Regions from separate parts of the Mus musculus genome. Here all the other regions are linked to region 3. A link is a loop called in an ENCODE intact Hi-C map of the cell type or tissue named here. Cell type or tissue: heart. All regions are shown on one strand. Region 1 overlaps Mboat2 (membrane bound O-acyltransferase domain containing 2). Region 2 has its middle 44 kb from the start of Gm29968. Region 3 holds the start of Rrm2 (ribonucleotide reductase M2).

Region 1 (8,000 bases), 240 kb after region 3:
ACTGCACTTATCATTATGACACCTTAGATGAAGTTTACTGTGACCAGAGCTTCACCAGAAAAGGATACAAAATCACACCAGTCCACAGAAGGGTCTTTGACACCCACCCGCCAGGTGGAACAAGTGTTACAGAAGTTACGGCTGAAGAGGTGTGGGAGTGCCTGGCCTATGACTGATGTAGGGCACTGACAGGAAAGCTGGGCTTGGGAAAGAGAGACAAGCTTTTGGAAAGCTCTCCCCTGCACTGCTTCACAGCCTTGGGAGGCTTCCGATGGGCTTAGGGTTAGGGTAACCGTGCCTGTCGTGAGCTTCATCTGCATGGATCCTAGTACTTTCCCATGTTATCACCACACGAGTCTTCCTGAATGTCCAACGGACTCGTAATGCTCCTGCCCGCCTTGTGAAGGGTGCGCTGATGTGGCGTGGAGCCTCTTTGGTCTGTCTCTTGCCCTATTCACTACATCATCATAAGTCTCTTTATTCTGAATATTGTGTGATACACAATGCACATTTGAACACCACACAGAGCAGATCACAGAAAGGCCGAGCAGTTGGTCCTTGGCATTTCACTACTGCCTTTATTTTATTGCCGTGAAATGTGGCTTTAGCCTGGCAATTTAATGGAAATTAAAAGATAGTGTTACCTTGTAAGAATTTGTTTGTTTTGAGACAGGTTCTCCCTGTGCATCCTGGGTTGATTTACTCTCCAGGCCTTTCCTCGGTCTCTGGGATGCTAGCCATGAGATGCACAATTATGCCTGGCCTTGTGTGGGTTTAAACTAAGATTGCCTTAATGCTGTTTTTCCTTCTGTCAAATTTAAACATTAACAATAAGTGAAACTTCTTAAGATCCTTGTATGCCTATTTAAATGCTGGCTTTAAACAGAGGCTCCGAGATTACAAACCAATTTTGTCCTTTTAGGGTTTTTTGTTTTGTTTGTTTGTTTTGTTTTTGTTTTTTTAAATAGTCGGTATTGATATTGGTGACATAGCTCATTGAGTAAAAGCACGTGTTACTTGCCTGACAACCTGTGTTCAAACACACACACACACACACAAATATAATGTAATATAATATAACATAACTTTGAACCATTGGCTCTGTTAAGCCACCAGCTACAGGAACATAGGCGTTCTATTCCCATTTGGATTTGATTGGAGGCTGTTGGCAACTTTGTGTGGTGGGAGTGGGGTGTTTTCTAGAATAATTGGCAGATTTTGCCTTTGATCTTATTAAGCCTGCACATTACCATACTGACCAGCTCACCGTAAAGGCGGCTTAAACCCGACAGAAGAGTAAATCTTGCTTGCGTACTTTCCCCCCCAGATTGTAAAATTTTTTGTTTAATCAAAGAACTAATAAAAGAACAGACCATTTAAGGGTAGGATCGGTGTCTGTGAAGGTGTTTGGCTGCATTTTGATGGGTCTTAGCTCATTTGGCCATAACATCAATGGTGTGAACTAGAAACGCTTTCTGTTGATTGGAAAGGATCCACTTGAAGCAAGAGACATCCGATGTTGACCGGGTCTGTAAGCTGCCGGTCAGCCACCACTGTGAGAGGGTTGACAAGGAAGCTCTGTAGTCCAGAGTGGGTTCTGGTCAGCCATTAGGCATTCGGCCCCACTTACCTAGAATAAAGACCAAAATGAGCATGCTGACTGCAGGGGGAGCGCTCCCAGCAGTTTCTTACAGGCAGGTGAGCACTCTCCACTGTATTCTAGCACAGTACCCAGAACTCTCCCTCTCTGTCTGTCTGTCTTCTCAAGCTCATGTCTGGTGTCTTGTTAACTAACCTACTGACTTGAATAGGGTTGTTGTTTTCACTGTGTGTGATGATGTCTCTGACCTCTCTTACATAAGTCAGGGCTGGAGAGATGACTGGGTGGCTAAGAATGCTTGCTGCTCTTCCTTCCAGAGGACCCGAGTTTGGTTGCTTACAGCCACCTGTAACCCCAGCTCCAGGGATCTAGCACCCTCTTGTGGCCTCCGTGGGCACCTGCACACAGCTTAGCAGACATGTACACACACATACTCATTTTAAAATTCAATTAAGTCATGGACAATGGATCTAGCTCAGCAGGAAAGGGCTCACCTGGAAGGTCCAGTCTCTAATGCTACTAAATAGCTAAATAACTAAATAACTAAAAAGTCCACTCTCACTGCTTAAAAGCTAGGCAGGGTATACACCTCCTGGGAGAGCAGAGTAGATTGAGGCTGGAGAGATGGCTCAGCAGCTAAGAGCATTTGTTTCTCCTGCACAAGGTCCAGGTTCAGTTCCCAGCAGCAACATGGTAGTTTACAAACATCAGTTTTAGGGGATCTAATAGCCTCTTCGGCCTCAAGGGCACCGGACATGTACATGGTACATATAATATGTATGCATGCAAAGCAACCCAGACACATAAAATTAAAATTAATCTTTTAAAAAACCATATATGTATGCACGTGTATATATATTGTATGCATTGCAATAACATTTCTTAATGCTTTACTTCCTCACAGCTGACGCCATTAACAATGCTGCGGGCTTCGGTTTCAGAGGATACGACAAGAATGGAGTGGCTCGCTGGGACTTAATTTCCAACTTGAGAATTCAGCAAATAGAGGTTAGTAAACGTTTAAGACGTTAGTCATGTGACAGCATAAGTGCCACCGTGTGCTTTTATAGGTTATGGTGTGATTCCCCGAGAGTGGAGCTAACAGGTGTTGACCACAGTAGGCTGCAAACTTTCTTTTAATAAAGAGTGTATTTGCGCTTATGGAGGTGAGAGTCCGTAAGGATGAAATGAACCTAGCGGTATGACTAGGACCAAGGGAGCTCACATCATACAAACACAAAGCAGAGAGAGAACTAGAAATTTTAACCATTGAACCTACACGTGCTGACAGACTTTCTCTAACAAGGCACACCTCCCACACCTCCCAGTCAGCTGGGACCCACATGTTCACGTGCGTGAGACTGTGGGGGACATTTCTCACACACGTGGACCGATGTTTAATTTTATACAACCAATTAAAGTTCAGCTGGAATCGTGGCCGGTCAGGGAGCTGAGAACAACAGACTGAGTGTTCAACGTTAGACAGGATCTCACAGCAGCCGCTTCAAGGGCTCGTGGGAGGATTGGAAAGAAAGCAAAGTCAAAGGAGAGGGAGGAGGACATGAACCCATTCCCCGACTCTCGGCCCCTGTTCCCTGGTGGTGGGACACTCTGACCCCTGAGAATGCAGTGAATGAGGCTGGTGACTTACGGTCCGCAGGGAGCTTTGGAGAGTGCTGGAAGGTAGGCTCTGACCTGGAAGGTGCAGGCATATGGTGCTTTAAGTCTGTGGTCGGTCTGACAAGCCACACAGGGAGGGGAACCAGAAGCAGGAGGTGACCGGGTAGGCCCTGGATGAAGAACATCCTGTGGGTGTGGGAAGGGGCCAGCGGGTCATAAGATGGCATCGAAGATGATGGGGGTGAGGCTAGAGAAGCCATCCTTTGGAACTCCAGTTCCAGGGATCTGGTGCCCTCTTCTGGCTTCTAGAGGCACTGCATGTACATGGTGCTCAGACACAGGCCAGCAAAAAACTCTCATAAAATGAAAATAAGTAAAAACAGGGAGGAAGAGGGGAAGCGGGTGGCTGCTGGAGTAGGGTGATGACGGATTGGCATTTACAACCTTTGACTCTGTGGTGACTCTCTGGAGCTTTCCAGCCTCCATGGACAGACTTAGTTTGCCACGTTTGTATGTTTATGCATAAAATGGATATGGTTTTCCCATACCTTGAGAACCAGGTGTTACCCTCCTGGGCACATGAAGCATTGCCTTCTTGGGGATAGGTGGCACGAGGACAGAGAAGCACTGGTTTCTTAAGGAAGGCATTGTGAGCACGGCTAAATGGCCCCAGATGTCACTTGAGCTGGGGCCAGGAGCACTCCAGTTGAGTATGGTTTCATCAGCAGTTCTGCAGGGAGGGGGAACAGAAAAGGTAGCCAACCCAGACCCGAGGGCCTGTAGCTGTACAGGCTGTAGGTAGAGGGGGGCCTGAGGAGACTTTTGTTTAAAAGTCACTGTTCTTATAGAAGTCCTGAGTTCAGTTCCCAGCACCTATGTCAGGCAGCTCAAAACCACCTGTAACTTTAGGGGATCTGAAACTCTCCTGAGTCCTCTGTTGGCACATGCATGCATGCACACACACACACACACACACACACACACACACACACACACACACACAATAAAGACTAAAATACTGACGAGAAGGAGTTTAAAGTTGGAGAGACTCACTCTCTGCAGCTCCTGTACATGTAGAAGAGAGAGACAAGGTAGAGGAGAGGAGGCCACAGTAGGCCTGCAGGACTGCATAATGGCACTCCCGAGGCGGACGGAGCAGATGTGATGTGAGGCATGAGGTCTGGTGACAAGGATGTAGTGTATGGTGAGTTCTGTCTTGAGGAGGGTGGACAGGCTGTGTCTGTACTTGGAGGCCAGATCACCTACTCTGAGGGACTTTGGAGAGCTGTGAAGTATTTTTTGTTCGTTTGTTTGTTTGTTTTTCGAGACCTGTGACGTATTTTAAATGCTGCTGGTTAATTCTTTGTGATGTACCTCCCCTCATTGTAGCATTGAAATAACTGTTTTCAAAATAGGCACAGTTAGCATCAGGTAGATTGGGGGCCTAGTCACAGCTGAGAACCATGTATGTTATCATCTAGATGCTACCAGTGGGGACGGTGGGCAGCATGCCCATCATAGAGTAGGGTTTTGATAAGTTGATGGGTAGGAAGGAAACCAAGACAAGAACATCAAAGTCTCGGTGTAATAAATAGACTGTGGAGTCTAAATCGCTAGAAGGGAGCTGGAGACATAGGTCTGTGTTGACCTGGGGTGTCACGGCAGTACTCTGCTGCCTTCCAATGTTGCTGGAGATATATAAACTTTCGTGGATGCTGTTACTGTATTAGAAGAACAGTGTTTGGGCTGGTGAGATGGTTCAGTGGTTAAGAGCGCTGATTGCTCTTCTGAAGGTCCTCAGTTCAAGTCCCAGCAACCACATGGTGGCTCACAACCATCTGTAACGAAACCTGATGCCCTCTTCTGGAGTGTCTGAAGACAGCTACAGTGTACTTACATATAATAAATAAATAAATCTTTAAAAAAAAAGAAGAAGAAGAACAGTGTTCAGTAAGGAACCAATGCTATGCCATTATTACCAAATGACTTTAAAATTTAATTTCTTAGCTTATTAAAGCATTACTATGTAGACTTAAAGCTTCATTATTTTGTTTGCCAAAGAAAATGGTCTCTTTGTCTTTCAGATGTCAACAAGTTTTAAGATGTTTCTTGATAACTGGAATATCCAGACAGCTCTTTGGCTCAAAAGGTATGCACCTTCGAGAGTCACCCTTAGGCATGCTTTGGCCTTAAGGACTTGAGCCTAAGCTTGCCAACTTAACATCCTTCATTAATTGTTAGTGTGTTGAATGACATGTGGTCTTAGGATCCGCCATTAGCATCCACCAAAGCAAGGCACTGTTCATCAAGTCAGAATTTCTTGGAATTAAGACACAAGCATCCCTATGCCAGTCACCTCAGCTTGGCTTGGGCTCTGCTGATGTCTGGGCCTAGCCAGTGTCCTCTGCAGCTCTTTTTATATGTTGGGCTGGGGACACACACATGTAGGATCAAAAGACTCAGTCTTACTCCCTAGTCAGGGCTCTCCTTAAGATCATACTGTGAGGCTGCACAGATGGTCCTGCAGTTAAGAGCGCTTGCTGCTTGTGCTGAGGACCTGAGTTCAACCCTCAGCATCCTCAGGAGGGCTCACACTGCTCCGTAGCTCCGGCCCTTGTTCCAGAGGGTCAGGTGTCCCTTTCTAACCGTATGCGAAAAATAAAGTAATCTGAAAAACAGCAACAGAAATCTTATAGCGTCCCTGGAGCCAGGGCATAGAGAACTGAAGCCAGACGTGTCTCAGGATGTGTGAGGTGGGTGAGTGGGGTGGGGTGGTGCACAGGACGGGCGGCCCAGCCTGAGAAAACACGGGTCCCATGAGCACCGTGCAGTCGGATTCACCCTGAGACACACAGCGGGTCTTGTTATCTGTTGTCTCCCAGCCAGCCTTCCCAGTGGTTCTGTCCTATCAAATCCTATCTCCCGTGTTAGGAAAAGCAGACTAGGTTTATAGATTCCCCCAAACTGGAAGTGATCATTTTAGTAATTACATATACCAGTAAAAAGATAGGAGCCAAGCTTACACTTGCAAGTCTGACACGTCATGACTGAGCTAGTGCCCAGGAGAAAGGCCGTTTGTTTTCATATGCCCTGTCAGCCCAGAGAGGATCCTGTGGGTTTTGTGAACTTAGATCCGCTCACTTCTCTTGGCTCTCCTGTTATCTATGGTTTCTAGGGTGTGCTATGAACGAGCAACCTTCAGTCCGACAATCCAGACATTCTTTCTCTCTGCCATTTGGCATGGGGTCTACCCAGGATACTATCTGACATTCCTAACGGGAGTGCTAATGACGTTAGCAGCTCGGGCTGTAAGTATCAACGTTTTTGTTTTATAATTCAGTGAGTGACTCTGTTTCTTGGGCTGTGAGCAGCAGCACCTGCCTAGTAGAAGTCAGATGTATGACTGTTCTCTGGAAATGAGTATACACCCCCAATGCCAGCCTCCATGCTAACTGTATACCAGGAGAAGCCATGCGTCTGCCTGGCAGGAAGTGCTTAAAACAAGTTATGTGTCTTTACAGCATTTTCTGAACGAGAGATAGCAATGATGATTAGCATGGGTAGGTCTCTTCTAAACCACTTGTTTCTTTTTCATTTGTGATGTAACTCTGGAGGCCTCTCTCAGTTCAGAGTAGAGTATGACCACTCCTAGAGAGAGGGCTGGGCTGTTCCCAGTGGGAGACACTGTGGACTGTGGGTGCAGTACTGTTCTGAGGAGTGTTTGCTGGTGGGAACCTGGAACAGTTTGAGGAAACAGTTAACATCGATCGCTTCATAATATGGAAGAAAAGAGGGGGATGAGTCGGTGTGTCTGGAAGTCCACTGGAGGGAAGTGATGTGTCCAAACGTGTTTTTACACGCTTACTAGAGTACCACCTGGATAAAATAGCTTCATTTAACAAACCAGCGGATACTCACTCTGATGGACTGTGGGAGTATATGAGGGAAATAGCAAGAAAAGTAATACAGGACTGTGCCTCCTGGTGGTTGATAGTCTGCCCAGGGGCATAAGCATGGATATGTGTGTTCTGTATGTGCGCCTGCATGTACATCACTGAGCATAGACCCCTGGGCTACCCACTAGGTAGAGTTATATAGCAGAGTTTAAAGATGGAAGTTCTCTTGGTTGGGTTGGTTAGAGATGAGCTCATTAGGGCAGGTTTTGTCTGTATGCTTTGAAAGGTAGAAGGTATTTCAATACCAACTGGAGTGTAATGGGGACAAGATTATATCCTAGGCATGGGCATGACATTAGAAAGGTTCAAAGCCATAGTGTATTTGGGAAATGCCAGGGAGATGGAATTAAAGCAGTGAGTTCCTATGTGAATAGCAGATAGTTCTGGATAGGAAGAAAGGCGGCAGGAAATGACAGGAGCCTGGGCATCAGCCCTAAAGCCTGGTCCTGTTCTCTCCGTTGCATCAGGGAGTCAGGGGAGGTAGGGCTTCTATTTTCTCAGAGTGCCGAAGGCTGTGCAATGCGAGGTAAACACTCTAGCACTGAGCTACATCCCCAGCTAGCTAGAGCTTCTAAACATGGTGGAATAGTGGCCAGCTATGCTGGAAGAAATGGCTTGTTGATATTATATAGAGTGGATTAGAGAAAGCTAGGCAAGAGGTCCTAGGTGCCAAGATTTGGTTCTAGCCTCTGAGAATCGTAACCATTCACTACCATAGTTCGGAGGAACCCACATGGTATCTTTGTAACCAAAGCAGTGCTTCACCTGTGGAAATATTGGGGCACACCAGACATAAAAGAAGAAAGGAAAATGAAATATATGGT
Region 2 (8,000 bases), 1.6 Mb after region 3:
AACATGACAGAAGCAAAAGAAATAACCATAATGCGGAGGATTTTAGGGTACAGCAGTAAGACAGGAGGGGTCCTGGAGAAGTGGGAACAGCTATGCTGTGGCAGAGGCATTTATACACAGAACGTCCAAAGGAAAAGAGGAGCTGCCAGAAGGCTGACTTGGTGGGCATCACATAGTCACTGGTAAAGTGGACAGTTAATATTCAAGAGCCCAGTATATCTACAAAGTTAGTCACATCAGCTCCACCATCTTGGTATCTTTTAGGAACCCTGACATTTTGCAACTCATGTTCCTAAAGTGCATGAAAACTCAAGAATGTAGGGACCATCAGTTCACTTTCTAGGCAAGAACATGGAGGCTCCATTCAGACTCACATAGGGTGAGCTCGGGAGAGAGACAAGCTTCCAGCATGAACCAGATCACACCTAAGAGTTGGACTTCACATCCCCCACATGTATGAACAAGAAATAAAGAACCTGTATGGATAAGCAGAAACACTCCAGTGGTAGAATGTTCACCTCTCATTTTACAAGAAACAAAAGCAGACAAAACTATCAGAATATAGAAAACGTAAACAGATGATGACAACTGGGACCATAGCTAGCTGATACACATCTAATTCTGTGCCACAAAAAAGAGAAACCACACCAGAGCACAATACTGAAATCTGATTTTTGGTTAAATCACAGGGGAAAATAACCTTTATTAAGTATTCAGAATATAGTTGTGGCAGACAAAACTATGAGACCAAATTACAACACAAGAGCAATCTTTTAAACCTCTTACAAGGAAACTTAATAATCTTCCATCTAAACAATCCTTTGTTCAGAGACGAGAGAATATCAAAATCCCTACTCTGAGACTACACAGTATTTAGACAAAACCACAAGAATATAAAATGCCACAATCTACAGAATGTAAGTGTAAGAACTGGGTAGGGGTAGGGGGACACCCCCCCCCATTGCTTTAGAGAGGAAGTGTAAAGGGAAACACCTGGTGTCTTTGTGCTTTTCTGTTACTATGATAAAATGCCATGATCTGAAGCAACTTTAGGGTAAAAAGGTTTCCGTCGACTTACAGTTCTAGGTGCCTGGAGCAGGAAACCTACTAATCACAGTTTGAAGGCAACACTAAAGAACCTTGGGAGCAAACTGGAAGTGGGGAGAGCCATAAGTTCTCAAAGCCCATCCTAAAAGTTCCATGACATCTGTAATGGTGCCACCAGCTAGAGAGAAAGTGTTCAAATACATGAACTTGTGGTTATAGTTTACACTGCAGCTCCCACACCCTATCTAATGCTTAGTGTTGGTCAGGGTTCTAGAGCAACAGAATCATAGAATTGGTCTCACTCTATACAGAGAAAGGAGATTTATTAGAGTGGCTTGCAGGCTATGGTCTAGCCAGTCCAAGAATGGCTGTCTCTGCATGGAAGATCCAAGATTCCAGTAGTTGTTTAGTTCATGAGGATGCTGACAAAGGTTCATGCTGGTCTTCAGTGTACACCAGAATTCCAAAGAAGTAGGCTCTAAGGCCAGTGAAGGTATGGACTTCCTAGTGAGATAGAGAGAAGGCAAAGAGAGCAAGCTTCCTTCTTCCACGTCTCTTATCTAGGCTACCAGCAGAAGGTGTGGCCCAGGTTAGAGGTGTTTTTTCCCCAGCTCATAAGACCTGGATTAATGACATGTCTTCCCACCCCAAAGACCATGATCAGAAGTGGATCTCCCTAGCTTTTCTTATTAAAAAAACAAAAAACAAAAAACAAAAACAAACAAACAAAAAAAAAAACCCATCCCTCTCAGGTGTGTCTAGCCATTTTGGGATTTTAGTTAATTCCAGATGTTGTCAAGTTGACAACCAAGAATAAATGGTCATCACATTGTTCAACTCAAGAAATTAAATAGATAAAATTAAGAAAAATAAATGGATGAGCTGAAGAAAGCCACATTTGTTTGCTTCGCCGGGTAGTAATGGGATTGGAGAATGGAACCAAGACCTGGTTTTACATTTCCGGTGGTGATTATAGCAAAAAGCTGTGAAGTGATCTAATAACAGTGACCGTAGACCTACAGGGAGAGAGAGAGCAAAGGTGACCAGGCTGGGCTGAAGATCATAAATGAATCCCAAGATGGGGAAGATAAGGGCTCAAGTCTCATCTCCACTGACACCAGCAGTGTGACAGTGCTCAAAACAGAGCTGCTACAAATGAACCCTATTCTTGTCCAGTAAGTCATCTCACCAGCAATCCCGGTTTCTAAGATGTATGTGGGGGAGCATCACACATCACCTGAGTAGAGCAAAAGGTTTCTAAACAGGAGTAGGAATCAGGGAAGAAGTTGGAGACTCCCGGCCCGTTTGACAGTGCTGCAAGACGTCAGTGACATCAGTTCCAAATCATCAAAGAGGAAACGCAGAGAAAGCCGCGTCTTAAAAGGAATCAAATTTCGTAATGAATATTACCAGACATTATCCAGGAGCTCAGTCGACGAGGGCTTGCAGAGCAGGGGGAGATAATTCTGGGATGGAGAAGACAATCCACTTATAGAAAAGCTACTTATGCAATTCTCAAATCGATTGGATGGGAGGGGCAAGTGCTGCCATAGCTCCTGTTAAAGTCCCTGGTGAAGTGTGGCTCACAAGAGCCCGTCCTTTTCTTCCGGCGGCTTTTAATTCTAACCTTCCTTACACTGGACTGGAGTTATCCGACCTAGCGAACTCACATGCTTTGCCGGACCCACTGCAGGGTCCATGGTTTCCAGCCACGTGGATTCGGGTCTACTGTACCTCGCTGAGGTTAACAAAGGGCCTGGCACTCATGCCAAGGTGCCTTACAGATATATCAACCCCACCTGCCTCACAAGTGCTCAAGGCCTGCGAAGAATAGATGCGCTATTGAGAAAATGATTAGCAGGGTGAAAAGGCAGGAACGCGGAACTTGGAAGTGTGAGAAACTCAGTGACGTTCTGGATGTAGACAGGATACAGTTTTGTCACAACTGGGGCTGCTTCTGAAGGGTGAAGGGTGGAGAACCCTCACCAGAAAAATGAATGGGGAATGAACAGCGTCTACCTGGGCCATGGTAGTGGTACCATCGCCATATGGCATGGGGGAAAACCTATGTCACTGGTGGCTAACGCCCTCACAGAGATACTCTTCAAGAAGGTTGTTCAGGTAAACGTACCTGCTTTAATTAGAATGATGAACAAATAAACTTGTTTTATTTAGAAAGATGACTCTAGCTGAGTATATTCTCCTCCCCAGGGTGTGCGAAATTCTTTGTCCTATTCACCCACACTAGGCAAGCACTCAGACAGTGGGCTCTCTCGTCTGTCCTTTTTCTTGATGCTTTGAGACATGGTCTTACTTCACTGCCCAGGCTGTCCTTGAACTTTCGTTTCTCATGCCGAGGCTTGTGAAGGACAAAGGATTTGAAGCCCCGACACCGGCCCCACTCAGGATATTTGTTTCCAGGGGACACCACCTTCCTGCGTGGTGGAGCCACGTCTAGGATGACCTTAGTAGGAAGAGCTTCGAGGGATCTCCAATTAGTGAGCTGAGAAAAGGAAGGCCGACCTGACCATCCTATCCATCCCCAGCTCCCCACTCAAACCCCACTTGGAGACAGGGCCTTGCCTTGGATCATGATAGAGAAGATATTTCCCAAGAAGTTGGAAAGGACGGGTGTGAGAAGAAATGCACAAGGACAGACACAAAATCCATGTCTCAAACCATTGTGAGAGAGAGAGAGAGAGAGAGAGAGAGAGAGAGAGAGAGAGAGAGAGAGAGAGAGAGAGAGAGAGAGAGAGAGAGAGAGAGAGAGAGAGAGAGAGAGAGAGGAAGCAAACAAACAAAACTACTAACAAAACAGATCCTAGAAATATTGAAACACGATGCTTCCATGCCACCTGCTGGCCATGCTGGATCATTGCATGCTGGCTATTCTACCTACCTACCTACCTACCTACCTACCTACCTACCTACCTACCTACCTACCTACCTATCTATCTATCTATCTATCTATCTATCTATCTATCTATCTATCTATCTATCTATCTATCTATCTATAGATTTCTCTCCTCATAAACCCCCTCACTCACTGCAGGACCTCCTCCAAACTCCTGCCCCTGATTATTTAGCACACACATTTATGATGTATTTAGGCCTATTTTATTTTTCTCCCTTCCTTCCTTCCTTCCTTCCTTCCTTCCTTCCTTCCTTCCTTCCTTCCTTCCTTCCTTCCTTCCTTCCTTTTTCAAAAAAGCAGATTTCTCTCTGGCATCAATCTACTTCCTGCAACCATTTGACTTCGTTATGTGTCCTTTGCCTCCCCCTCTCCACCATTCCTCCTATACCAGTCTGTATCCTCCATTTACTTCCATGAAGATGGAATTTGACAAGATCGTCAACTACTTCCTTACTGTAAGAGATAATGAATGCTCTCAGCAAGATCCCACAGAGCTTTCCTCTGCAACCTTAGAGGAAATCCAGAGCTCCTTCGAGGTATTTTATTTTCCACTCATGGCATTTCCCTCTACCACCTGGGAATTCTGGGAAATATGGTCCCCTCTGCTGCTTCTCCATCAGTGTTGTTCTCCTGCCTTGAGTCTATTCTTGTTGGATATAGCCCTTCATGCACACCTCCTGCTCTCTCTCATGCACACCTCCTCCTGATGCCCTACTGCCCTTCTATGCAAAAGTGGTCCCAAAAGTCAAACCTTGTGCCCATTATCTTGTTGGGCTTTCTTCTAGGTCGGGCTGCACCTGGGATTTCCACTGGGCTTCTCCGTGTTCCTAACTAAACTCACAGTGCCCCCCTCTCCATTCTGCTCCTTCTCTGCATTCAAACCCCCCCAAGACCCTGAACATCCACAGCAGGAGCCCAAACAGAGCCCTTGAGGCTGCCACATGTCCCCTTCGAATGGTCTTCCACATCCATCCTGCAAGCAGCTTTTAAGTGTGTCCTCTTTGCTCCAAACTAGCTGCCTAGGCTCAACTATCTCTCTGCTGTCTGGACTGCTGCTGTTGCACATGACACCTCCTCTGAACTGGAACCATTCTCTCCAAACCAGAATGCTAGGCCCTGGAAGGAGGGGGGAGGTCCAGGAGCTGCCAGTTGTCAATAGGAGGTAAGTAAAGTTTCACGTCTATAGGAAGGAAAGAAGCCTCAAGGTTCTTCAGGGCCCCTACCAAAAGAATAAAAGGAAGCAAACAGTTCTTAGGGAGCGAAAACTCTGACCAGACAAACTGCAGATGCATGGTTGGATCCTGTTGGGAAGGCTGGGCTTTCTGGCAATGCAGCTGTCTTTGAGTTATCCCTGCTCATTGCAAGGAACTCCTTTACCCATGCTCCAGTTGGAAGACCGCAGGAAAAATAACCAAACCAACCAACCAACCAACCAACCAAAAAACACTCATTGGTTCACCAATTGATTGGTGCAACTGTTACATTGGTCTATCCTGGGCTTCCTTTCTCGGATGAGTAGGTGTGTGCATGCTTGATTGTTTGTGATTGTGTGTGTGTATGTCTGTGTGTGTTACATCTCCCCAAGGACCCAAGAAAAGTCTGTCTCACAGCATCTGTCAATCCTATTTTTGTGCTCTCATCCAGCATCAATGCCCACACAAGGGCCTCCAGCCCAGAAAGACTGACCATGCCTCAGCAGTTTAGGCAAAGCCTAACCTCTTAGCTTTTCTCTCTTTGCCCAATACTCAGCTCAGTAATGCTTCAGAGTGTAGTGCTAGGAAGATGATGTGTGGGCCTCACCGATGATCCCCAGTGTACATGGGCAACTGGCAGATCTCTAACAGCCACCAGTCTACAGCAGGATGAGAAATGATGGGGAGAAGACAGGGCTGTGTACCTGGAATAGGGTTGCTCGTTCTCATGGAGCAGAGACTCTGGGGCACGGTCACCTGGTCCTTCCTCTTCCATCTGATGAGTCCCCCTCTCATATTCCACTCTTGTCTTAGTTAGGGTTTTACTGCTATGAACAGACACCATGACCAACGCAAGTCTTATAAGGACAACATTAAATTGGGGCTGGCTTAGGGGCTTGTGTTTGGAGGTTTAGTCCATTATCATCAAGGGGAGGAACATAGCACTATCCAGGCAGGCATGGTGCAGGAGGAGCTGAGAGCTCTACATCTTCATCTGAAGGCTGCTAGCAGGGTGGCTATTGGACAGTTAGGATGAGGGTCTTAAAGCCCAAACTCACACCTACTCCAACAAGGCCACACTTTCTAATAGTGTCACTCCCTGGGCCAAGAATATGCAAACCATGACAACCCTCTTGATGACAGTGTGCCTACCAGCCTGACACAGCTCAGTCTTCCATTCTGGATTCATGTTTTCATTGAGTGCTACTATGCCCTTCCTCACTGCCCTAAAACTTGCCTCCTTAAAACTGACAAGGCTTTTGCTGCCTTTTGCTATTCTCTGTATTCTTGGGGAGGTAGCCATGGCAGCTTTGAGTTTCCCCAAATGAACCCTATATCTCATCCATGGAATAGTCCAGTTAAGAGGTTTCACTGTGCCCCCACCCTCTTACCGGTACCACTAGACCAGTGGATCTCAACCTGTGGATCTCAACTATTGGAAAACACATATTCCTAAGATGGTCTTAGGAAGTGAGACATGTTTAGTAGCAAAATTACACTTATAAAATAGCAAGAAAAATAAATTTATGGTTGGTGATTCCTAAGACCATGGGAAATATGTGTTTTCTGATGGGTGTGACCGACAGGTTGAGAATCACTGCACTAGCCTGTATGATTAAATGATTTTCAACTGAAGCTACTGAATTTTGGAGTTATGTCTTATTAAATAGTAGCTATCTGGCATATTTCTTGTACCTCTTTTTATTACCTACTTCAGAGTCAGATGGGAAACAATAGCTATCAGATTTGTACTATTTAAATATGGGCAATATTTGATGGGACTGGAGGCATTTCTCAGTGGTTAAGAATACTTGTTGCTCTTGTAGAAGACTTGGTTTCAGTTCCAGCACCCACATACATGGTAGCTCACAAACATTTTTAAGTTCCAGGGGATCCAATGCCTTCTTGACTCCAAGACATTGTATATGGGCATACATGGAGGGAAATACTCATATGCATAAAATACATAAGCATTTAAAATACCAGTGATATTTGTTAAGTACCCTCTTTTAGATAAAAGATCAACACTACGAAGTACATTCTCCACTATGTGTTAAGTACTCCTTCCTACCAACTACTGAAATTCTAGCAATGCACATTCATGGGTAATCTGGGAGCAATGTTACTTTTAGCAATGGAAATGCAAGACAAAGCTATAAGCCTCAGCACTGGGCCTGAAGCATGAGCTGCATAGAGCAAATGTGCCAAGAGTCCGCAGATCCTGGCAGCAGGGGTGCCAACCTTCAGCTGTGTCTGTAAGCTGGCTGTTTGGTAATGGAATTCCACCTTGGAGTAGAAATGTTGCCAATCAATGCGGGAGATAAGCCTGTCTTCGGGAAAGCCTTGGCTAGGCTTTTTATTTTGTTCATCTTGGAAGAAAAAGCCATCATCAACCACACCGTGGGCTTGGCTCCCCAGGCTGCCTCAGAAAAGTGATTGATTGCTCTCTAAATAATACAAGGCTTCCAGGAACAATAGAAGCAGCTACTATGGGCTATTCATACACATTCAACTGAAGCCTGGTGGGAAGCTAAGCTCCCATCAGGGTTCCATGCTGACACTGGCAGCCCAAAAGCAACTTAGAGGCATAAAACCGGGTAAAATAATATAGACGTGAACCGGCTTGAGGAGAAGAGTGGTCAAAGCACCATATGCTGTGTTTGCTTGGGTCTTGGGTGTTCACTCGGACTTAAGAGTGAAGCTGAGGTCTGAAAAGATACCAGTCTCTCCACCTGTGACCCCTGGTAGGGGAAGTCAAAGGGAACTAGTGATGAATTAGTGATGTCATCAAAACAGATTAGTTTCCCAGTTGATCCCACCCGCTCCATCTACTTTGTCTGAAACCA
Region 3 (8,000 bases):
CATCAAGTGGGTGATAGGAACCTTTGAGGGAGCAAGTTTTTCTCAACTACCCAAGCCAACTATTCTGCTTCCTAAATTCTTTCTTATTTATTGATTTATTTGGAGGCCAAGTCTCATTATACAGCCTCAGATGACCTGGAGCTCACTATGTAGACCAGGCTGGCCTCCAAATCATGACTTGCTTCTGCCTGCTAGTGCTGAGTCGAGAGGCGTGGCGCCTGCTGTTTACTCTTTCTGTACGCTGGGAACATTCCTAATTGCTGGGATTAAGAGCAAGTGCCACCACCTCGGGCACAGGTCACTTTCAAGTACTGGGAAGAAAGCAATGAATTTCGCACATGTGTAGAAGGGAGTGAAGCAACTGCAAGTTGGAGACAGCAAATGGACACTGGTGGGCGAACCCTGGGGAGTTCTCTTTTCCTTGCTTTCTTTTTTATATTTTTTGGGATATATGTAGTCCTGGCTGTCCTGGAACTCATTTATATAGACCAGGGTGGCCTCAAACTCAAAAGATCTGCCAGCTTCTGCCTCACAGATGCTAAGATTAAAGACCAGGGCCATCATGCCCTGCTCGGTTTTTCCGTATGTTGGGAACATTACTAATAAAAAGGTGCGAGTGTCTGACAAGATGTCTCAGCAGCCAACCCTAACCTCATAAATTCCACCCCTGTGACCCCACAGAATACAAGAGAACCAACTTCCATAAGTGGGCCTCTGACCTTCGCACTACACCCTCGTCTCACACAAAATTAATTTAAAAAGAAGAAAGAAAAGGAGTTAGCAAGGGTCTAAAGTTGTGGGACCTTGGGTAGTTTCCAGGTCCCTCAGGCCTTTACTTCAGTTACCTATAAAACAGGCCTAAAAATACCCGTTTTCCCTTTCCATCTGGATTAAACATGTATATGATGATCAAGCTGTACAGGGACTGTGAGTGCTGACAGCTGAGAGGATTTGGCGGGGAAACGCTGGATGCCTGCGGGGACTCGGTTTCCACATCTAAGGTCACCTGAAAGCGGACTTGCCCTTGAGTGACCGCAGCGCGCGCGGGCCGGTGGGGCTGGGAATCTTGAAGTTGAACCAACCAATCACAGAGCAGAGGTTAAAAACCGCGCCAGAAGCAAAAGCGCTCAGCTCCTGACAGGTCCCGGTACAGGGGAACCTAGGCGGGGCTGCCCACTAAGCTCAGCCTGCTTGGCGGGAGGAAGAGGCGTTTGGAGGAGGTTGTGAGCAGGGAGAAGAGAATGGCGGCGACCTTCTCCTTCCCTCAGTGGTCGAGTGTTATTTTAGTAGCCAGACCTCATTTGTACTGAGTACACCAGGAGCTAGAGGAGCCAAAGGCAAACCCCTCGGATAACGGAGGAATGGAATGTGAATTAGAAATTATATGTTAAAAAAAAGAACTGACAATTTTGCTAGAGGTGATTTAAAATATTTATCGATATGGCCCAGTTAGCTTAGCATGGAAGAAGTCCTGGGTTTTGTCCCCAGCATCAATAAATTGTGCAGCGGTGGATGCCGCCTGCTTTAACTTTGAGCTGCCACATGGTGTTCAGAGATTTTTTACAGCATCTACAGTGAGAGAACTTAGGACACAAGCAGAGGGGAGCCTCCCCTCGTCCTCTTTTAAAATATTTGACCTGGGAGAGTCAGTGGAGCCTTCCCAGGTTCCACGTTTTTCCCCGGGATCTCAGTGTCCCATCTCAGCGCTTTATCTCTGGTATCTTGGACCCCGTAGGGCAAATCAGAAAGATGGAAACTTGAGTTCTTGTCTCCACCCTCACCACAGGAATTTGCAGATTCGTCTTTAGACTACTGGACGCCCAGAGTCGTAAAATGAATGTATGACTCGTCACCATCCTGTGAGCTTCCTGGAATTTGTAATCGTCTGGCAGCTTTTAAACTAATTGGGACAGAGGGGACAGGGGTCTGACAGGAGGGGCAGGGTAGAAAAGGAACCCAAGGCTGCATCCGTACCCCTTCATGAGTTTGAAGACAGCTTTTTAGGGAACCCTAGTTTGAGGACCCCCTTAATCCCACAAGGCCGGTGCGATTGCTCGGGACCCCGAATCTCTTTAAGAAACCAGGGTCCCCCGCACCCCTCTACTTGGGACATGAAGACAGTCAAGGCGACGTGTCCCAGAGGCCAGCAGCGTCACTCCACCCTTGGCACCAACCTCAGCGGCAACGCCCGCCCGGCGACCCCCTGCGCGCTCAATCCCCAAGGCTCTCGCAATCCTAACCGGTTCCGGCCCCGCGAGCGCCCGCGCACCCGGCCGGCGCAGGCTCCTTAAAGGTCTTTGTGCGGAAGGCCTGCGGCGCAACTCAAATCTCCCGCGCTGGGCGGCGAGCGGGGTCAGCGGCGTCCAATGGGAGGCGAGGCCACGCCCCCTCGGAGCGCGCGGTTGGGTGGCTCTTTAAAGGGCGCGGGCGCTGGCAGTCGGCGGTGCACCGGATTCCAGCTGTTTTCGCCTGCTCCTCGCCGTCTCCGCCGCTGCCCTCGTTCGCCATGCTCTCCGTCCGCACCCCGCTCGCCACCATCGCTGACCAGCAGCAGCTGCAGTTGTCGCCGCTGAAGCGACTCACCCTGGCTGACAAGGAGAACACGGTGAGGGCGGCCCAGGTGCCGGCTGGGTTGGATGTGCACTGGCAGGTCGTGGGTTCCCGGACCCGGGAGGGTGGAGGGTGCCTACCGCCATTCACCACGCGTGTCCCCCTACAGCCCCCGACTCTCAGCAGCACCCGCGTCCTGGCCAGCAAAGCTGCGAGGAGAATCTTCCAGGACTCCGCCGAGCTGGTGAGTGGCCCGTGTGGGGCTGAGGTGGGTCGCTTAGGCTCCCAGTAGAGGGCGCCCGCTCGTTGGCGCTAAATCTGCATTGTCCCAGCTGAATTATTTGACTCTTCTTTCCCGCCAAAGTGTCTCCTCAGAATGTCCTACTCGGGTCGGCCTATGGTAATAGTAGAGTGCAGCGTGACAGCTAAGCACACGAGATTACCAATCGTTGAAAGTACTCGATCTGATGAGACACTGGCTAGCAGTTTCCTGCGGTTCGGTTGGCATTTGGGGGTTGGTTCACTTGGCACTCTCTCTCATCCAACAGGAAAGTAAAGCGCCTACTAACCCCAGCGTTGAGGATGAGCCGTTACTGAGAGAAAACCCCCGCCGCTTCGTTGTCTTTCCCATCGAGTACCATGATATCTGGCAGATGTACAAGAAAGCCGAGGCCTCCTTTTGGACTGCCGAGGAGGTAATCGTTCAGGACTTGCTGTGTGTCAGAAGGCTCCCGCATGGCCGTCACAACTTTTTGCCCTTGGGAATGGTAGCTCACTGAGATATTGGGTGTTCCCTGAAACAAAGGGAATAATGGATGTGAAGAATTCGGTAATGAGATGGTTTGGGGGACTTCAGTTTTAAAGTGTGTGTGTATGAGAGAGAGAAAGAGAGAGAGACCTACAGACCTGCTAATCGTGAACTTCTAAACTTCAGGTGGACCTTTCCAAGGATATTCAGCACTGGGAAGCTCTGAAACCCGATGAGAGACATTTTATATCTCACGTTCTGGCTTTCTTTGCAGCGAGTGATGGCATAGTCAATGAGAACTTGGTGAGTTGGCATGAAATACCCATAATTCACTTAGATCCAGAACTGGTTCCTGGCTCTCTATCTTTTGCCCTGAAGCGGGGCTGGAGGGATAGATGACTGACTCCAGTCTCCGCTCTGGTTAACACACTTCCTGCTTGGGCGGAAGACCCAGGTTCTGTTATGAGTTACCCCTGTTGGACTGCTTCCCATCTGCTGGTGAGCTCCTCTCACCAAGGCAACTCTGACCTTGGGCACTTGCCTATACATGCACGGACCCATTCCCAGGCAAGCACAAGCAAAACAAACTTTTTAAGAGCTATGAATGTTATGTTAACGTTCATCATGTTAGTCTTTCCCTCTGCTAAGGAGCAGTAGTGAGTTTTTCTCTTTGTACCTACATGCTTAACTTTTTGTGGATTTCTATAAGACTTTGGTTGTATACTTCTTAACTCTAAGTGGGTCCTTGGAATGAACTGAAACAGAATTAGGGAATAACAGTGTTAAAAGAAACCCTGTGGGGCCTGGTGTGTGCCACAGAGGTTAGGAGCACATGATAGTTTTGTTAAAATAAATGGCAAACTAGGAGTTATGTGTTTCCTAATTGGTAAATTGAGCGTATGACGTGAAATAATGAGCTTGCTTGCAAATCATGAAGAACTAATAAAAATATAGGATTAAACTGTATTAAATATATACCTGGGTTTTTTGTTTTGTTTTACTTACATTTTTGAAGCAAGGTCTCACAGTAATCCTGGCTGGCCTAGAATAGAATTCAGTAAGTACACCAAAATGGCCTCTTACTCAGATTCCCCCTTCACTGTTGCTGCAGGCCTAGGAACAATCCCAGCAGGCCGGGCCACTCTACTGGTAGTGTGGAGAAAGTGAAGCAACCAGTAGTTCTTCAAATTTAACTTTGGCTCATTTTACTACCACTAGGTGGAGCGATTTAGCCAAGAAGTTCAAGTTACAGAGGCCCGCTGTTTCTATGGCTTCCAAATTGCCATGGAAAACATACACTCTGAAATGTACAGTCTCCTTATTGACACTTACATTAAAGATCCCAAGGAAAGGTGAGTATCCACACACTCTGCCAAGGTGCCTGGGACTCACTCACTGCTTTATTTCCAGTATTTTTGCTCATAAAGGGGAAATGAGCAGAATGACAAGCGGACTGTCAGTAGATGTTTCTATGACCCTTAGTCAAGACTGCCTCCAGCTTTTGTGTGTGGTAGCTTGTGTCTATTTCCAGCTCCCAGAGATCAGTGCAGCAGCATTGTCAAGAAGTCAAAGGCTAGTCAGACTGCATACTGTGTCAAAAACAAAACCAACCCCAGGGGCTGGAGAGATGACCACTGAGGTTTAGAAGGCACTGTGGCTCCTGCAAAGTATGGTTTACTGCTTACCAGTTTTAGTTCTTAGCTCCCACGGGACACCTCACAAGGCTGTAAGTCCAGTCACAGGGAAGTGGTGCCCTCTTCTGGCCTCCATGGGCATCACACATAAGGTGTCTGACACGTTAAGGCAAAACATACATTAAAAGTTAAGTTTAAAGCCGGGCGGTGGTGGCGCACACCTTTAACCCCAGCACTTGGGAGGCAGAGGCAGGCAGATTTCTGAGTTTGAGGCCAGCCTGGTCTACAGAGTGAGTTCCAGGACAGCCAGGGCTACACAGAGAGACCCTGTCTCAAAACCAAAACCAAAAAAAACCAAAAACAATTAAATTTAAAGACGTGGCTATGAATGAGTATGAAACCAAAGTGGAGGTGAGGGGAATTGCTTTAGACAATATTGAGTCAAAAGGTTTATTTTAGACCAGTTTAGCTGACATTGCTCTGCTAGGACATTATAGAAAAATTAAGAAGGCGTTTGTGTTATGGAGGGAGACTGGGAAGGACTGGTAGGGTTATGGTGGCAGTGAGTGCCAGGATGGGAAGCAGACGTGGAAGTAATGAATCAGGCCTACGCTGTGCCTGTTGTGTTGCCAGGGCTCTGCAGTATCCATTCATGCTATACTTTCTGCCTGCAGAGAATATCTCTTCAATGCTATTGAAACAATGCCTTGTGTGAAGAAGAAGGCTGACTGGGCCTTGCGCTGGATTGGGGACAAAGAGGCTACGTATGGTGAGGACCCTTTCCTTTTTCCTCCTCAAGCCCAGGCTTGATTGTCCAAGTAATGTCACTGGATTATTGGCCTGTGCTGAGAATACCGAGGCCTCACCGGGAACGTTTTCGTGTTGACTCTTGCTAGGAGAACGCGTTGTGGCCTTTGCCGCCGTAGAAGGAATCTTCTTTTCCGGTTCTTTTGCATCGATATTCTGGCTCAAGAAACGGGGGCTGATGCCGGGCCTTACATTTTCCAATGAGCTTATTAGCAGAGACGAGGTGAGTCTGAAGTAGCTTTCTAACCTGGGGCTCTTAGATACACATCTACTGATGGGGACCTGAGAAGTGAGGTGTGGCCACTTTCAAAAGGGATTGTAATGTGTGAACCTTTGCCTGCAAAGGACAAAGGGGAGGAGGATGACCTCGGGACCGGGTGGTTTTGAGCTGTAATGTAGGTGCTGGGACCTGAACCTGGGTCCTCTGCAAAAGCAGCAAATGTCCCTTGTAACTGTTGAGCCATTCCAAGTCTTGGGGATCCAGCCTAGGCTTTCATACTTGCTAGGCAAGTATTCCGCCACATTCCTAGCCCTGTATCCATATTTAATGTAGGAATCCATACAATCCTCAGCAAAGGATAAGATACCTTAAGTAACTTATTAAACCACTGACTTCCTAGTACATATATTCCTGTTATCCCGTAGACTCGAGTGTACAAACTGAAAGTTCTTAGTAGAGCCTGTGGCTGTGAAGAAACCTCTGGGTATCAGAAGGGAAGGGCCCCGGCCCTGTGTAATAATAGGTGTCAGGCAGCCTTGAGTTGGGCTAGCCTATTCCTCGCTTTCATAATTGGCCGTGAAATACATGGTTTATTTCCCTCACCTGCATTGTTGGATTTTGTGGCTGGCTTGGAACAATGTGGGCCGAACTGGCCTCAAATTCATGGTGATCTTGTCTCTGGCTCCAGAATGCTAAGATTGCAGGTGTGTTACCACCACACCCGGGCTTAAATACCTTTCTCTGGATAGGTTAAGTGCTCTCTGTGTGGCCAGATAAGTCACAGGAGACTGAGGAGGGTGGATAAGTCATGCTTGTGAACAGTAGAGCCCCACGGTGACCTTGAACGACTCTCTCTTCTAGGGTTTACACTGTGACTTTGCCTGCCTGATGTTCAAGCACCTGGTACACAAGCCAGCAGAGCAGAGGGTCCGAGAGATAATCACCAACGCCGTTAGGATAGAGCAGGTGAGTGACTGCGTGCAGGTTGTCCTTGTCCTTGCTGCGGGGCGGGGGTGTCCTCGGGCTTCGGGGTGCTCAGCGCCCCTTTGCTTGCCCTCTAGGAGTTCCTCACGGAGGCCTTGCCCGTGAAGCTCATCGGGATGAACTGCACTTTGATGAAGCAGTACATTGAGTTTGTGGCCGACAGGCTTATGCTGGAGCTGGGTTTTAACAAGGTAAAGTGTTATTTATGGCCTCCACCCTCTGCTGTCTGTCGTCTTGTCTCTTTCTTCTTTCTTTCACTTGTTTTCAGCATTTATATATTGGTGTGACTTTTTCAGATTTTCAGAGTAGAAAATCCGTTTGACTTCATGGAAAATATCTCACTAGAAGGAAAGACAAACTTCTTTGAGAAGCGAGTAGGCGAGTATCAGAGGATGGGAGTCATGTCGAATTCGACAGAGAACTCTTTTACCTTGGATGCTGACTTCTAAGTAACTGATCGTGTGTTCTTCGCTGATTTTTGTCCCCTTGCCATTAAAAGAAACCAGCAAAAACAACCAACTGGCTACACCATGAATTGTCATTAAATTTGCTAAACAGGTGTCTAAAAAGCTGTGTAGCTACCTCAGTCCTGTTTGCCAGGCTGGTCACTAGAAGAAAGTATACTTCAAACAATGGGTACTTGGATCCTTAGGGAGATCCTGTCCTTGGCTTTTACAAGTAGTGTGGTCACCTTTGACCTCATCAAAGTACTAACAGCACTGGGCCAGGTTTTAGGAGCAGTGACCATCAAGCAAGCAGGTTTAAACATTTAGATGCTGTTTAGGGCTGTTTAAAGATGTCGGACTGCTTCCTGCAGGCATGCAGGGTCTACTTAACAAGTTTGTAAATAAAATTGGCACTTTGCACACACACACACATAGTGCTGTCAGGCGATTAAACTATACATTTTATGAGGTAGTACCTCTATGCTTTTTTTTTTTTTTTTTAATGCTCAGTATTATCTTGAAGTTTGCAAATGCTATGATGGTACAGTAAATTCTGACATTTGCCCTAATAGTGTCACTTTTTTTTTTTCTTCGAGACAGAGTTTCTCTGT

Evidence for each region. A loop is a pair of places that touch in the nucleus more often than their neighbours do. Peaks named below come from ENCODE experiments on the same cell type or tissue, not always from the same donor. Only the 100,000 strongest peaks of a DNase experiment are listed, where the experiment ranks them.
Region 1: a loop joins it to region 3, with 7 times the contacts of the local background. A loop is called at or near these places in 38 of 42 quality-filtered maps.
Region 2: it touches region 3 in a loop (3-fold over the local background); 5 of 42 quality-filtered maps call a loop at or near these places.

What each region holds. Positions count from the first base shown.
Region 1 is chr12:24,948,882-24,956,881 of GRCm38, forward strand. Mboat2 (membrane bound O-acyltransferase domain containing 2) reads left to right here. Exons shown (of 13, transcript NM_026037.3): 9 at 2,505-2,608; 10 at 5,305-5,369; 11 at 6,396-6,528. Among named protein-coding and RNA genes, the nearest start is that of Kidins220, 22 kb to the right of the region's middle. In heart, CTCF peaks have their summits at 1,985 (motif pointing left) and 3,531 (motif pointing left); no DNase peak of the experiment used is centred here.
Region 2 is chr12:26,292,300-26,300,299 of GRCm38, forward strand. No RefSeq gene overlaps it. Among named protein-coding and RNA genes, the nearest start is that of Gm29968, 44 kb to the left of the region's middle. In heart, a CTCF peak has its summit at 3,902 (motif pointing left); no DNase peak of the experiment used is centred here; H3K27me3 peaks cover 370 bases.
Region 3 is chr12:24,705,841-24,713,840 of GRCm38, forward strand. It overlaps Rrm2 (ribonucleotide reductase M2), which reads left to right and starts at 2,414. Exons shown (of 10, transcript NM_009104.2): 1 at 2,414-2,605; 2 at 2,720-2,794; 3 at 3,099-3,245; 4 at 3,485-3,601; 5 at 4,517-4,650; 6 at 5,607-5,701; 7 at 5,829-5,962; 8 at 6,821-6,925; 9 at 7,021-7,134; 10 at 7,240-8,000. The coding sequence starts at 2,507. The coding sequence ends at 7,392. In heart, CTCF peaks have their summits at 2,831 (motif pointing right), 4,499 (motif pointing right) and 5,073 (motif pointing left); DNase peaks (open chromatin) are centred at 2,431, 3,171 and 4,542; H3K4me3 peaks cover 4,322 bases; H3K27ac peaks cover 4,668 bases.